Regions from separate parts of the Homo sapiens genome. Here all the other regions are linked to region 3. A link is an interaction called in ENCODE POLR2A ChIA-PET data of the cell type or tissue named here. Cell type or tissue: A673. All regions are shown on one strand. Each heading gives the region's core, and the rest is flanking DNA. Links, peaks and the distances in the headings are about the cores only.

Region 1 (5,574 bases), core at 466-4,465, 880 kb before region 3:
GCTGTCCCTCACTCCAGGGCCCTAGAGGGCTGCTATCAAGGAAAGCACAGCCTTCAGAGACTAAGGCCTGAGTTTTGGCTGATTGGACTTAACCTTCTAGAGCCTCATCTTCCTCAGCTGTAAAGTGGAGGTGATTCCTGTCTTAAATAAATTAAACACTTCATATTGAAAGTGTTTGTAGCTTTGAGTTCAGATGGGGTCGTGAGACTAATGATTACTCAGCGCCTAATCCATTACCCCCATTCCAGGGGATGGTGGAGTGGGAGCTTTGGGGAAGAATGCTTAAGGGAATGAAATACAGAGACAGTTGAAAAACAAACTGATCTCCCTCTCCAGTCATTTCTGAGGCCTTCTTACCCAGCTTTTCACCTTCTAGCAATACCATGGCACTGTGTGTGGCTGAGGTTCTGTGGCTCCACCCCAGAGGGCCTCATTTTGCTCTTCCCTGGGGCTCTGCTGCAAAGAAGTCAGCTTGGAGAGGGGCTGTGGGCTCAGCTTGCTTAAAGAGAAATTGCCTGATATACAGTTTGGGTTATCATGACCTTGAGGAAAGTATAGAATTAAAAAAAAATTCTTTTATACTATGAAGGTCATATAACTGCATTACATAAAAAAATGGGATAATAGACAAAGGGGAAAAACAGCCATATTCACTTCACCTTAATGTATCTTCTGGATTTTATAGAAGAGTGGGGAAATAACATTTATTTTATTTTAATTAATTTATTTTTAAAATTTGAGACAGGATCTTCCTGCTCTGACACCCAGGTTGGAGTGCAGTGGCATGACCATGGCTTACTGCACCCTCGATTTCCCAGGCTCCAGATATCCTCCCACCTCAGCCTCCCAAGTAGCTGGGACCATGGGTGTGTGCCACCACACCCAGCTAATTTTTGTATTTTTGGTACAGATGGGGTTTTGCCATGTTGCCCAGGCTAGTCTCAAACTCCTGAGCTCAAGTAATCTGCCACTTTGGCCTTCCAAAGTGCTGAGATTACAGGCGTGAGTCACTGTGTCCAGCCCTGTCTTTTATTTATTTTAAATAGGTGTACATGATATGGCATGGATTTGACAGGGTACAAAGTAGTGAGAAGTCTTTTTACATAACATGCTTTTAGTCATATATATGATTTTGACTTTTTCAGTTAACATTGCGTTATCTTTTTATGTCTAAACATTTCTTATTCTTCCCCATTTTGAAGTTTTAAAATTTGAAAGCAATATATGCAAAGTATATTTATGAATTTTTATTCTTAAATAATGGATAGCAAAATACCAAATTAGTAACAGTGGTGGCATATTACAGTTAATTTTTATTATGTATGCTTTTATTTTCTAAATTTTCCACAAATAAGCAGTAATATTCAGAGAAATATGCAGAAGAGATATGCATAATCTTAGAATTAACATTTTGGCTTATTTTTATCCAATATTCATTCCTTGCATTTTGTAAAGATAATTGAGATTATATTTTATATATGATGTGGTTGCTGCTTGGTTTTCATTTAACACAAAGATCTGTTAAGCTTAGATTCTTTATAAACTTTATGTTTAATGGCTGTACAATGTTTCATCAAGTATAAACACCTTATTTTGCTCAACCATTACTTCATAGTTTCCAGTTTTTGACTGTAAAAATAATGCTGTGATGGACAACTTCAGAAATAGTCTTTGGAAGTACTGACCCTGAAAAAAATCTGTTTGGAGCTTAGAGGAGCTATATTCCCAATGGATGGGTACAGAGCAGGCACTCAGATGTTGCTTGTGCATGGAGAATGAGGTGACATGTGTGAAGGAATGTTCTGTAAATGATTTCAATAAATGATAGCACGTAAGAATAACAAATGTTTTAAGCCAATGAAGGCCTGTCAAGAGGGAGCCCAAAATGGACTGCAAAATCGAAACCTGTCATACTCTGATAGCTTGAAGGTTTTTGAGAGGGTTCTACAATTTTGGCTGTGAAAGATCTGAGGGAAAGATAGTGATTTGCAGAATTGTACAGCAGGAATGTAGAGCAGGCTGTATCTTTGTACCATGTTGAAGAATGAAGTTGCAGCGATCCTTTTCCAGTCTCTGAAGGAAGAGAACATGGCAAGAAGGACAAAAACTGAAAGGCCTGTTTGCTGTCTGACTGTGTGCTGCCCCAGGTGGCTGCTGAAACTAAATCAATTTGTGGAAGGCATGGAAGAGTTTTCTTAGTTTGATTATGTCTTTTGGAATTGAATGGGCAAATAGAATTTCTTTGAAAGATGTCTCTATTTCTGCCTGGAGGACTCTGTAATTTGGACGTTGTGAGAAGAGCCTATCTTTATTTTGAATTTGGAACCATTGACTCCCCTTTCTTTATGCTGTGAGTTATTTATATGCCAAGAAGCACAGTGGAGGCCTTTTCACCTTCTCATGACTTTAAGAAATACAGGAAAACAGCATTCTCTACAATCCATAATCCCTGAGTGTTGGCAACAAAAAAATGAAAGATATTCTAATGTAGGCGTCTGTGCAATGGTGATGGGTTATGGATGGTCAATGAGAACCTTGGCTGCCAGTCCTGGGAACTGATCTCAGCCTTCCCTGGGACCCTCTGGATGAGGGGATCCTCATTCACCTAACTGAGCAAACATCCCAAACATGCTCTGTTTGCCCATTTATTCATTCCATTCATTAATGTACTCATTGATTCCATTTGGTTCACTTCAGCTACTGATCACCTAATGTTATATGCCAGGCCGTGTGCATGGCTGTAATTATAGAGCTGTGACTAAGACCTTCCTTCCTTCCTGTTCAGTCAGGGTTCAGTAGCAGTAGTGAGAAGTTATTCTCGCTTTTCTAAACAGAAATGGATTTAATACAGTGAACTAGGTGTTTACATCATGATTGGAAGGGTGCAGGAGTAGGCTCTAGGCTGACCTTTGGCAATGATAACTAAAACAAGACTGTGAAAATGGCCCATAAGTAATTGTTTTCATTTTCCTTTTAATTCAACTCTTTTGAGCTCCCCTTGCCCTTTGCTCCCAACTTCTCTGTCCCAGATCTTAGGCTCTCTCCTTATGGGAAGAGCTGTTTCAAAGCATTTATGGATTGTAAAGTGTGAATAAGGGTGTTGTTAATAATAACTGTCACTTGCTGACTGTTTATTGTGTGCCCAGCTGTCTGCTAAGTCCTTTACCTGTGTTATTTCAATCCTCACATCTGTTGGGTAGTTAATATTATCTCTACATTGCAGAGAAGGAACCTGAAGCTAATAAAAGTTAAATGACTTGCCTAGGATAATTCAGCTAATAAGTAACATTTGAATTCAGGGAGTGTCTCTGTCCAGAGGTACTTGCAGTTTAAAAGACAAGCTGGGCCAAAGAAGATACACAAATGACCAATAAGCAAATGAAAAGATGCTCAGCATCATTAGCCATCAAGGAAATGCAAAACAAAACCGTAATGAAATACTACTTTACACACCCTAGGATGTTTATATTAAAAAGGACAGATACTTTAGAAGTGCTGGTGAGGGCGTAGAGAAGTGGGAACACTGATGCACTGCTGGTAGAAGTGTAAAATGGTGGAGCCACCTTGGAAGCCAGCTGCACGTTCTCAAAAGGTTAAACGTAAAGTTACCATATGAGTCATGAATTCCATTCCTAGGTATATACCCAAGAGAAGTGAAACCATGTCCACCTACACAAAAACTTGTACGCAATTCATAGCTACATGATTCATAATATCCTCAAAGTGAAAACCCAAAGTCCGTCAACTGATGGGTGGATAAATAAAATGTGGTGTGTCTATATAATGGAATATTATCTGGCCATAGGAAGGAATGAAGTACTGGTACATGCTACAACAAGAACGCAACAATGAACCTTGTAAACATTATGCTAAATGAAAGATGCCAGTCACAAAAGATGACCTAGTGTCTAAGCCTATTTATATGGAATGTCCAGAATAGGGAAATCCAGAGAGATAGAAAGTGGATTTATGGCTGCCTAGGGCTGGAGCTGGGGTGATCGCTAGAGAGTATGGGACTTCCATTTAGGGCAATGAAATGTTTTAAATTTGATTGGGGTGATGATCGTATAACTCTCAGTATACTAAAAGCCATTGCATTGTATACTTTATTTTTATTATATTTTGAGACAAGGTCTGGCTCTTCTGCCTAGGCCGGAGTGCACTGTGTGATTTCCACTCACTGCAACCTCCACCTCCTGGGTCAAACCATCCTCCCACCTCAGCCTCTTGAGTAGCTGAGACTATAGGCGTGCACCACCATACCCAGCTAATTTTTTTGTATTTTTTGTAGAGATGGGGTTTTGCTATGTTGTCCAGGCTGGGCTTGAACTCATGAGCTCAAGCTATCTTCCGGCCTTGGCCTCCCAAAATGCTGGGATTACAGGCGTGAGCCACCATGCCCAGCTACACTGTACACTTTAAGTGAATTGTTTGACATGTGAATTCTATCTCAATAAAGCTGTTCCTTCCCACCCCCGAAAAAAGAGAAAAGACATATTGGGAAGGATAATGCTTACCTAAATAAATGAGTTGCTAGTGGTGGAATTTAGAGGAGAAAGGATAAACCCCCATGCAGTTTTCTCAAACTTTTGGCTTATATTAGTTTGTCTTCACTATAGTAAAGTGAAAAAATGGATTTAATTTAGCACAAAATTAAATATTGAGCTCTCAGCCTATTGTCTGGCTGGTGAGCCTAGAGCTGATTTATTTTTTCTTCAGCTCTCTGCTTTCCTAGACAGCTTTTTTCCATTTTTCTCTAAGGAGTATATATTATTTTTTATAAGTAGGGAACCAAAAATGTTTCATAAAATATGTATCCCATTGGGTCATACAAAAAGAACATCATGGCTGGGTGCAGTGGCTCATGCCTGTAATCCCAGCACTTCGGGAGGTCGAGGCAGGCGGATCACCTGAGGTCAGGAGTTCGAGACCAGCCTGGCCAACATGGGGTGAAACCCTGTCTCTACTAAAAATAAAAAAATTAGCTGGCTGTGGTGGCGGGCGCCTATAATCCCAGCTACTAGGGAGGCTGAGCAGGAGAATCATTTGAACCTGGGAGGTGGAGGTTACAATGAGCTGAGATCGCGCCACTGCACTCCAGCCTGGGTGACAGTGAGACTCTGTCTCAAAAAAAAAAAAAAATAAAAAATCATGACTTCCACATGTTATGCCACTTGAGGTAGTTAGAGATTTTCTGTCCTAGAAAAAAGATTTTTTGGGGGAAAAAAGTGAGAGATCTCATGAGTGTTTGTCCATGAACTGAACTGATGTTGGAATTGAGCCATTCCTCAAAGCCTCCTCCCTTTCATCCTCTCATTTCTTTCTTGCCCTTTGAGTTTGTTCAAGGACCACCCAGTTGTTAATGATCACAATGTTGTATACAATTTTGTGTACAATTTTATTTAAAGGGAAAAGATCTGGAAGGCAGTGATGAGTGCTTATGTCAAGTTGAATAAATGCAAAAGGAAGAAATATAATGGGGTGTCTATGCTGTAGGTCATTTGTTCCATTTTATTGTCCAAGTATAATTGCTTATGCCAGAATTTCATAGTCTACTTGTAACCTAGTAAAACA
Region 2 (5,574 bases), core at 466-4,465, 1.1 Mb after region 3:
AGAACTGTGGGTCAATTAAACCTCTTTTCTTTATAAACTATCCAGTCTCAAATAATACAGGTACCTGCCCACCACGCTTTCCCTCAGTGAATGAGGAAAACATGTCCTTGAGTTTCCTCTGCTCTCAAGAAAGTCATTGCCTCACTTTTCCTTATTGAGATCATGTCCAAGGCCTTGCCCAGAAGCCAGTTGCTCCTCTGCAGCTCTAAAAATCAATGTCTTAGGCTAGCTACTGACACTCTAGGGGCCTGTTCTTCAATAGTCCTTCTCCATACCTGATTAATAAATTGTGAGAAGCTTGCTTCTCATCACTGTAGCCTCCTTGAAAGCTTCTGACTGTAGAGATGGGGGAGGGCTGTAGCCAGTGACCACTCAGAGACCCCTGGAGAAAAATTATTCAAGGCATTGCAGGCTTCGAGCTGGGTCAGCCTGGAAATTTGCCCTTTAAGCAACTAAGAGAGAGTCACATCAATACAGTCTAATTTCTGTGGTTATAAAGCCCCCAAACCAGCAAGACATAATTTGGTTAATAGCTTTTAATATTGGAAGAGGAGATTAATAAACTCCTATTTTAAAAGCATTGTAATTTCTTAAAGTTCCCTGTGGAAGCAAGTTTTCATGTGAAACTAGTTCAGCTCATATAGATGTGTCAAGGTAAGAAGAAATAAGCCTTAATCCAGAATAGATGGCCCTAAGGTTCAGTGACTAAAACAGGCCCCCTGGAGACTGAGTTGTGTGGGGTTCTTCCAGGTCAAGTTCCTTTGTGAAAATTAGTGACAGAATTTTTGTGAAGGAGCTCCAGAAACACTTAAGAGCTATGCCAAGTATAATGAACACATTCACTAATAGCGAAGTACAGATGGTTAATGGGCAAGCAAGAGAGAAACAGCAAAGATGAGCTATCTCTGGGTCACAGTAAGAAAATAAGCAAAGGAAACCCAGGCTCAAGAATGTAAGGCAGGTGAGAGAAGGAATAGCAATGGCTGAGGACACAGGGAGGCCAGAAGCAGGTCCAGGCTCAGCAGGGAACAGAAGGAGGAGCTCTCAGAGTATTAGGGTTGCAAGAGCTTTTGAGCTGATCTAGTTTTTTGTTTGTTTGTTTTTGTTTTGTTTTGTTTCGTTTTTTGAGACAGAGTCTCTCTCTGTCACCCAGGCTGGAGTGCAGTGGTGTGATCTCAGCTAATTGCAACCTCTACCTCCTGGGGTCAAGCAATTCTCCTGCCTCAGCCTCCTATGTAGCTGGGATTACAGGCCAGCACGTGCCACCACTACCAGCTAATTTTTGTATTTTTAGTAGAGATGGGGTTTTACCACGTTGGCCAGGCTGGTCTTGAACTCCTGACCTCAGGTAATCCCCCTACCTCAGCCTCACAAAGTGCTGGGATTACAGGCATAAGCCATTGCACCCGGCTACTGATCTAGTTTTAATGCTCCATCTGACATGTGAGAAGATAGAGGCCCAGAGAGAGAGAGTGATCTGCATAAGGTCATCAATATTAGTGCCTAATTTGACCTATTAGTGCCAAAAGACAAGCCAGAGAAGGACATTTTCCTGAAACCAGCCTGTACTTGGGTAGGTACATAGAGACCCAGGGCCTATCTTCTCAGCTGGATTCAGCTGGCCTCTCTTCTCCGATCTAAAGCTGCTAGCTTGCTACTGCTTTAATGTCTGAAATCAAGTGGGTTTTGCTTCTAATGCTTTGCCCTCATAATAGAGGCTCCTGCAATTTCTAGACGGGATGATATGCGGAAGAAGATGCTAGTATTGTCAAGGCTGAGAACACTGTGTGTGTGGAGACCTTGGGCTTTGGCAGAAAAGATAGCAGCCTCACAGACAGCCCCAGTCAAGTCTGCAGGAAAGCCCTACCTTCCATGCCATCCAACCTATCAAGTCAAGATACTACTAATTTCCCAGTAGTCATTTCAGGAGGTGTCCAGAAGCTTAAGAGCTTCTCCCAAAGCTGCCTTGACAGAACCAGCAATTCAACATGCTGCCTCTGTTGCCCAAGCACTGTCCTGGGGAGGATGAGGACCCAAAGTGCAGAAGTTTCATTACTAAGGGGTTTGGTTATCCTGGGTCAGGTTGAGAAACCTCCTTAGAGGAGAAACCTCTTCTGCTGGGCCAAGTGCTGCTCTGTAGGACAGAGCAGAGCAGAATCTGAAACCTTGGCTGGTGTGCAAAGGATGTACCATAGGCCTCCATGAGCTCTGACTTCTGACCCTCATAGCTGGGGCCACTGATTTCCTGGGGAAGGTCACCTTCAGAGCTGCCTTGGGCACCTGTCCTAGCCTAATTGCTAGTTCCAGTCTAGAAGCAGCTTTCCCAGGACAAAAACAAGAAGTCTTTTCCCTTCCTTCCCTTTCCCTTCCCTCCCCTCCTCTCCTCTTCCCTCCCCTCCTCTCCCCTTCCCTCCCCTCCCCTTCCCTGCCCTCCCCTCTTCATTCCCATCTTGCCTGGGGGGCCCACGCCCATAGTTGTTTCCTAATCTCAAACCTCTCTGCTGCCAACTGTATACAGACCTTGCCTCTGTGGCTACTGTCTGGATAGTCACCCATGGGCTCCCTGGCTTCCACTTCTAGCCATCTCCAGTTTGCATTTTCCCCTACATCTTCTATCTCATTATTATAGGGATAAAGAGGTCAGAAGAGGAAGCTCTACCCTTGGGCTCATGGCAACCAATACATGTTCCTGTCCTGGTAAATGAGGTCAACTACATGAGCCCTTTAGTATCCCCTTTGGGCCTGTTGGCAAAGTGCCTTGGGCATGAAAGTTTAGTGGGCAGAACAACACAAGACTTCACATACTGACTTCCAAGGTATGTAGCTAAGATTCCTGTGGTTTAATTCAACAATAACTTGAGGGAGGGAGGGAGGGAGGGAGGGAGGGAGGGAGGGAGGGAAGGAAGGAAGGAAGGAAGGAAGGAAGGAAGGAAGGAAGGAAGGAAGGAAGGAAGGAAGGAATTACAGGCTGTATAAGAGAGTGCCTTAGTCATTTGGATCAAAAATTATAATTCTCTTTGGAATCATTAAGGCTGAAAATAAAGTGAAGTATAGCGAAGCATGTTAGTACAAGGGTATATGATGGTTGGGATTGTAGCTTTTCATGGGCATGGTCATCATTTTAGGAGTTTGAGGAAGGTGGGACAGAAACCAAGTCTGTAAGGAGCCAAGAGTTCATACACTCATTCATCTGACAACCTTGTTAACTATGAATTAGATATGTGCTAGCCCTGGACTAACTGACCACTCATGAGGAGGCAAAACAGCCACTGGCTCCTTAGCAGACAAATGAGACTGGATTTGACTCCAGCAAGCAGAGAGGCAGCCTGATCAGAGACTTCACAACACTCAGACCAGATTTTACTGCAGCCCTTTGGTGAAAAAAATTAAAAGATAGAGTCCTTTGAATGTCTATTTTTCATGCATGTCTATCCCGCCCTTGTCATTTAGATCACGGGTTCCCAACCCCTGGGCCACAGACTGGTACAAGTCCATGGCCTGTTAGGAACTGGGCCTCACAGCAGGAGGTGAGTGGTGGGACGAACAAAGCTTCATCTGTATTTACAGCCCCTCCTCATAGCTCACATTGTGGCCTGAGCTCCACCTCCTGTCAGATCAGCAGTGGCATTAGATTCTCATAGGAGTGCAAACCCTACTGTGAACTGCACATGCGAGGGATCTAGGTTGCACCCTCCTTATGAGAATCTAATGCCTGATGATCTGAGGTGGAGCCAAGGCAGCAATGCTAGCACTGGTGAGTGGCTGCAAATACAGATAAACATTAGCAGAGAGGTTTGACTGCACAGAGACCATAATAAATCAACTGCTTGCAGACATATCAAAACCCTATCAGTGAGTGGCAAGTGACAATTAAGCTGCATTTAGTGGCAGGCTGTATAGTGGCAAGTGAGTTGATTTACTTCAATTGTACAGCTGCCTCGGTGGCAGGCTTTAAGTCAGAATCCGACACTTATTTAGTCTGCATGTGGCCCACCCATTATTTTATTTACCACTTCCATCTGCACCTCTTTTCTGCACTGTGCGCTTATCTCAGTCAGTTTTGGTAAGCCAACAAGATAACCCTAGCCAAAATTAGTAAAAAACAAACATCACTGGAGAACTTCTTTGAAAAGAGGGAAAGACCAAATGATGAGATAGCACAAGACTCTAAGACTGCCAACAAAAAGAAAGCTGCATTTAAAAGAAAATACCAAGAGTCCTTCTTAAATTATGGGTTCATTGCAACAGGTGATTCACATTCTCTAAGTGTGCTTTGTATAATGTGCAGTGACCAGCTATCAAATGAAGCCATGAAACCTTCAAAATTCCTTCACAACAGGGAGACCAAGCACCTTGTGCTAAAAGACAAGCCTTTGGCATTTTCCAAAGAAAGAAATGTGAACACAAAGAACATGATACGGTTTGGCTGTATCCCCACCCAAATCTCATCTTGAATTGTAGCTCCCATAATTCCCACGTGTTGTGGGAGGGACCTGGTGGGAGATAACTGAATCATGGGGTTGGTTTCCCCATACTGTTCTCATCGTAGTGAATAAGTCTCATGAGATCTGATGGTTTCATAAAGGGAAACCCTTTTTGCTTGGTTCTCATTCTCTCTCTTGTCTACCACCATCAAAGACATGTGTTTTGCCTTCTGCCATGATTGTGAGGCCTCCCCAGCCACATGCAACTGTGAGTCCACTAAACCTTTTCTTAATAAATTACCTAGTCTCTGGTATGTCTTTATTAGCAGTGTGAAAATGGAATAATACCAAACAGAAGCAATTGAAGGCCACCACTTTATCAAATGTGTTTGCACCAAGAGCGTAATTCTTAGTGACTAATTGCATTGCTAAAGTGAAGAAGTCCTTTACTAATGGCGAAGAGTTGATACCACCTGCTGCTAAGGACATTTCATGAATTTTTAGGAGAGGCTGCAGTTCAAAAGGTAGCATGTGTTCCTCTTTCAGCTAGCACCATAACTAGATGAATTGATGAAATAGCAGAGGATGTTGAGGCACAATTGTTAGAGAGGATTAATGAGTCACCATGGTATGCAATCCAGGTTGACAAGTCTACCAAGTTGACAACAAGGCAACAACACTTGCTTTTGTGCAATTTATTTTCAGGAGGATGTGCATGGGGATGTGTTACATGCACTTTTGCTGCCAACCAACACCACAGTTGCAGAACTATCCAAGTCCTTGAATGATTACATATCAGGAAATGTGTGTTGGTCATTTGGTGTCAGTATATGCATGGGTGGAGCAGCTGCCATGACTGGACAGCTTTCTGGTTTCACTACTCAGTTCAAAGAAGTTGCTTCTGAATGTGAGTCTATGCACTGTGTCAGCCATAGAGAAATGCTGGCTAGCTGAAAAATATCACCTGAACTTAACAATGTTTTGTGGGATGTGATTAAAATTATCAACTACATTAAAGTACATGCCCTTAATTCATATCTGTTCATGCAGCTCTGTGAGGAGATGGACACAGAGCACACATGTCTTCTCTTATACACAGAAGAGCATTGGCTTCCTAAAGGTAGATCACTGGCCAGAGTTTTTGAACTAT
Region 3 (5,574 bases), core at 677-4,676:
GAATGTTTTTGAAAGGTCCATAAAACATCTCCACAAGAAGCTCTGCAGACATTAGTTCATTTCAGCAGGCATGTGCTGCATGCTTCTCTGCTTGCAGCGCACAGTTCTCTCTGGGCATAGAGCAGGTCGTGAGATACTTTCCCTCCCTCGAAATGCTTATGGTCCAGTGGCATATATCAGCATTCCTAGAGTTTATCTCAACAGCTTATAGCATTGAGATTCTGTTTCTTGCCTCAAGTATAAATCTTCCTGTTTTTGAAAACCTTTGTTAAGTGCTTCCTTCCCTTTAAAGGACAACTTTTGAAGAATCATAGATAAATATATAGATGGATGGACAAGGCTGTCAACAGATAGAACTGCTACTAGATCCTAAAGAAAAAAGTTTCTAGATAATTGTTTGTGAGGCTAATAGGACCTTATCTCTAAAATATGCTGCTTTATTATTTGATAATTTTGGAAAGCAACTAGCACCTTTCATGGCATAAGAGGTAGAAGCTGCCATTGTATTAGTTGGCCAGGGTTGCCGTAATAAACTACCAGAGACAGCGGACTTAAACAACAGAAATTCATTTTCTCACAGTACTGCCTGGAAGTCCAAGATCAAGGTGTTAGCAGGTTCATTTCTTCTGAAGCCTCTCTCTTTGGCTTGTAGATAGAGGCTGTCTTGATGTGTCCTCACATGCTCTTTCCTCCATGTGCACACATCCCTGGTGTCCTTTTTTGTGTCCAGATGTACCCTTCGTATAAGTACACCAGTCAGATTGGATTAGGACCCACCCTAAGAGCCTCATTTTAACCTAACCACTGCTTTAAAGGCCCCGTCTCCAAATACAGTCACATTCTGAGGTACTAGGGGTACCTATGAATTATGGGGAAACACAATTCAGCCCATAACAACCATATTTACTCAGCTTGGATATTTCCAAATCTCGTGAAGTTATTTCACTGGGATTACAGTGCCTAAGGATCTCCCTTGACCAATGTCTTTGTTTGCATGGCTTTACCAGGATTATCTTCCCTAGGAATGTTCTTGTTTCTCAGGAGGAATTAAATTGAAATTAATATAATTCTGTTGTAACAGTTTATTCTATTACCCTTTCATAAGAGATTGGCCTTTTTAATTAATTCAAAGAATGAATTGCTAATGGTGAATTGCTAAGCAATGTAAGAGATGTGTAAGGATATTTTTTGTGGAGATGGTTCAGATTTTAGGGAAAATTCTTCTTGGAGAGCCCTTTCTAGTGATAATAATAAGGCAGATTTTCTGTATCACAGCTCTGGGCCAACCCTGACCAGGAGATCACTCTACTGTTTAATTGACTTACACACCTTCCTTTGTATTTATCTGTCTTTTAATTATTTATATTTCACTGCTTTAAATAGGATCTGAAAATAATTGCATTTTATTTAAAAGTAAAATTAAAATGGAAGAAGAAAGAGAAGCAATTTTACCAAGATTACCAAGATTAACAACCAGAGAGCCTAGTATGTGCAACATCATGAGAGGCACTTATGTTATAGAGATAATAAGACATGGATACTGTACCTTGAGGAGCAAGTTGAGGAGAACTGGAAACAGACATAGAAACCAATAATTGTAATATATATTTTTCTATAAATGTGGTGATGGAACACCACATTTGGTGTTAGAGGAAAGGGGTTAGGGGTGTTAGAGGAAAGGGGATGATAGATTCTTCCCAGGGCTGGTGGAAGGAAGTCAACAAAGGATTTTGTCCAGAGCAGATGTTTTAATTAGGCTTAGAAAGGACTAATTATGATGTCATCTGGAAGGGAAGACATCATAATTAGAAAGAAAAAGTGGCATTCGGAAATACATAGGATTTTGGAATATCATAGCTAGTTCAGGGAGCTACAAGAAATTCCATTTTATTGTAACAGGGAGTATAAACTAGAGTGAATAGGATATGAAGCTGATGAGGGAGCAGGAGCCAGATCATAAAAAGACATGCATAATTTACAGAGAAGTTTGGTTCTTATCATACAGGTGAAGGAAGACTTGAGTGCTTAAAAGTAGTGAATAATTATCCAGCTCCTACATGGTTACTAAGGTTGAGATTTAAAGTTACTTCTGAGTTACTTAGCAGCCAAGATAAAATGGAAAGCATTGATTGGGCGCAGTGGCTCATGCCTGTAATCCCAGCACTTTGGGAGGCTGAAGCAGGCAGATCACCTGAGGTCAGGAGTTCAAAACCAGCCTGGCCAACATGGTGAAACCCCGTCTCTGCTAAAAATACAAAAAAGTTAGCCGGGTGTAGTGGTGTGCACTGTAATCCCAGCTACTTGGGAGGCTGAGGTAGGAGAATTGCTTGAATCTGGGAGGCAGAGGTTGCAGTGAGCCGAGATCATGCCACTGCACTCCAGCCTGGGCAATAGAATGAGACTCTGTCAAAAGAAAGAGAGAAAGAGAAAGAGAGAGAGAGAGAGAGAGGAAGGGAGGGAGGGAGGAAGGAAGGAAGGAAGGAAGGAAGGAAGGAAGGAAGGAAGGAAAGAAGGAAGGAAGGAAGGAAGGAAAAACAAAGCATCTTTGGTTATGTATTGTTCTATTGTTGATACAGGAGAAAGGATATTGACCTTTGGATAAGGACACTGTCATCGTAGTTTAGCTTTGAGATACTTAGCAACATTAAGTAATATCTTTAACAGAAGTGGATATGTTATGAGTTGCTGTATTTTTTGCAAAGCACTCACATGTATAATCTCTCATTTAATCATTAAGCCCTTGTGGCATGAGCATTGTCTATTCCATTTTACAAAGGGGGGAACAGGCTCAGAGAGATCACATGGTAATCTAGAGTTATTATTCAAAATTCACCCCAGTACAAATACATATCTAAATTTTGATTAAATGACTTAACCCATATAAAAATTCTTTTTGAACCTCACCTTCTTCTGGTTGATAACAATAGTATTTTCTCTGTAGTATTGGTATGAGATTAAAGGAAGTACTCATTGGAAAGGGCTTTGCACATTGTGGATGATCAGTGGGTGGCATTCTTCCCTGCTTCTACACCAGTAGATATATTTATGCTGTGATGGCAAACACAGTTGGAAAACAGCAGTTAGTCCGTAACTAATTCTTAAGTGCTAGCACAATTTTGGTGTTAAAAATGTATGAGAAACTAGACAAATTAATAGCTTTAGCTGAAAAAATATTATTTAAAAATGAGGTTCAATAATGAACCTCATTTCCTCCAGCCAAAGTCTATATTATCATGATTACTTACTCTAGAAACATCACAATGTCACTAGGAAAGTAAGTCCTATACCTCTAAAATAATTCCCTCAAAATATAATCACCTTTAAAAGTACATGTGGTTGCTTTCCAGTGTAAAGCCTACATTTTTGATCATTCATTAAATTACTAAATGCATAATAAAGGATCTAAAATAAAGTATAACAAAGTGACAGTGTTTGTTAAGTCAATAAAAAGGAAACCACATGTCTGGTTAAGTGATGTTTCTGGAGAATCACAGCATGGCAAGATACGTCTAGAACAAGGAATTAAAGAAAGTCATTCAGAGTAAGAGACAGAATATCTCTTAGCATTGTACTTAGCATTGTCTTGCTTTCAAAACAAAACAAACCTTTTATTTTGAAATGTGTACTTCTTTTTAAGCCAAGCATCTATGATATGTAGTATCTTCTTTTGCCAGAGTTTTGCGAAGACTTCACAAAGATGGATTGTATTAATCTGCAGAAATTCCAAGTTAAACTCAAAATATCTTTTTCACATTAAATTATATAATCAAATTGCATTTTTCTATTGTGCTCTTCTAAAATTGCTTATTTACCTCTTTTATAAAATATTTAAGGTGTTTTTCTGAATTTCCTTGTTTTGATTATTATTGCCCTTTTAGATACTTGTGCAGCATGTTTTTGATTTATGTGGCTAGATTAGTTATGTGGCCTTATATAAACCTGCAAGTATTTATGAACACTAATACTAAGTGTTCTGTGAGATATATAGAAAAGGTCTAAGATACAATCTCTGGCTTGAAAAATCTTTTGATGTTGTCGAGGGAGACTTGGTGGTGCACATGAACCAAAAGTCCGATTCTTTAACATAGTATGTAACTAGGGGCTAATTACGTAGGCAAAACTAAGACTTTTTGTATAGCAGAGAGTAGGTAGATCAGAGAGTTTATAGAGTTCATGGAAAACTTGGGTTTTTCCATATGAATAGGATTTGGCGAAGGAGAAACGAGAAGGAAGGATGATCGTGGTATTATTATTGAAAGGCAAGTCACTGCCAACCTCAACCAGAGGATATGTGACAGGAGAACTGTAGAAAATTGAGTTTAAAAAGGTGTGTGGGGAGCAGTGTATGAAAGATCTTGAAAACCATGTAGAGGAGCTTGGAGGAAATGCAGTAGACATGGGAAGCCACGGAAGGTTTTGAATCAGAGACATGAAGTAGAACTCTGTGAAGAGTGTGAGTAGAAGGACTGGGGAGGACAGTGCCAAGGATCAGGCAGATCAGAAAGGAGGCTGCAGCAGTGAGATAGGTGTGTGGGCATGAAGACATGTGCTGGGGTAGTTAGTGATGGCAGGAGGGCATTGAGAGAGGGTTGAGGGCAAGAGGCTATGTGGAAGAAAAATCAGCAAGCCTGGATCATCGCCTGGACAGAGAAGGGCAAGAAAAGCAGTGAGACAAATCACACTGACCCCTCAGCACCAATGTGAACACAGGAAAGGAGGGGAAGCTGGGTAAAGAGAAAGCTGCTTTTGCAGGGGAGTCTTTACTTTCAGTTTAGGAAAGAGTTTTCCTGGGTTGGAAATACATCAAAATACACAAATGGAAATCAAACTTTCATAAAAATTGAAGCTAAGAGCTAGGATGAAAACGACAAGACTTATTTAGCTTCCACTCAATAACCTAGACATAGCTGAAACTCTGAGGATAAGATATCATCTCAGAATATTGTCATGGCCTTAGAGAACTTTTATTTATAATACATATATTTGTTATTTTTCTTAGAAAATTCTGCGTCAGGAATACACACAAAACACGATTAGTGGGGCTGTAGTATTAACCTTCCCTGCAAAATTCCTTATCATTCCACATTTGAAAGATTTTTAAGTCTTTAATATTTAAATATGTATTTTAGGATGCAACAACAAAATCCTTATTTACCTAAGAAAGAATCATACCAGAATCCCCATGTAGAAATTAGGTGTTTCTAAATCCATAATTATATGAGCATAGAAATTATTTACTGTCTTATATATACATAAATAGAGTATTTGGCAATTAGTTCATAACACAGATTTAGGTTTATTTAAGAGAGTCAATGTAGAGAGTATCATAATTATAATGCATTTTACACATAAAAATAACATGAGATAATCATTTTTTACCTGTATTAGCTATGCTATAGATAATGGCCCCTTAGTTGTATGTTCCATGGCTGCCGTGAATGATCCCCCATATTCAGACACTCCTTAGAAATGAGCTTTTGAATAAAGGTTAGTAAAGTACCTCTCATTCAGACCATTGGAATGAAATATACCACATCATTGACCAGACGTGTACTTAAATGAAATATATTTGTT

Evidence for each region. Peaks named below come from ENCODE experiments on the same cell type or tissue, not always from the same donor. Only the 100,000 strongest peaks of a DNase experiment are listed, where the experiment ranks them.
Region 1: POLR2A ChIA-PET joins it to region 3 with 13 read pairs; 1 of 35 experiments calls an interaction of 5 or more read pairs at or near these places.
Region 2: POLR2A ChIA-PET joins it to region 3 with 7 read pairs; 1 of 35 experiments calls an interaction of 5 or more read pairs at or near these places.

The regions. Positions count from the first base shown.
Region 1 is chr11:16,900,419-16,905,992 of GRCh38, reverse strand. All of the region lies in intron 3 of PLEKHA7 (pleckstrin homology domain containing A7), which reads left to right. Among named protein-coding and RNA genes, the nearest start is that of SNORD147, 23 kb to the left of the region's middle. In A673, for the core only: no CTCF peak of the experiment used is centred there; a DNase peak (open chromatin) is centred at 2,772; H3K27ac peaks cover 2,403 bases.
Region 2 is chr11:14,932,327-14,937,900 of GRCh38, reverse strand. No RefSeq gene overlaps it. Among named protein-coding and RNA genes, the nearest start is that of CALCA, 37 kb to the left of the region's middle. In A673, for the core only: no CTCF peak of the experiment used is centred there; DNase peaks (open chromatin) are centred at 2,760 and 3,060; H3K27ac peaks cover 3,478 bases.
Region 3 is chr11:16,019,266-16,024,839 of GRCh38, reverse strand. The region is part of intron 12 of SOX6 (SRY-box transcription factor 6); the gene reads left to right. LOC105376572 (a long non-coding RNA gene) reads right to left here and starts at 1,612. Exons shown (of 3, transcript XR_007062607.1): 1 at 1,547-1,612. In A673, for the core only: a CTCF peak has its summit at 3,047; DNase peaks (open chromatin) are centred at 2,599, 3,039 and 3,479; H3K27ac peaks cover 3,892 bases.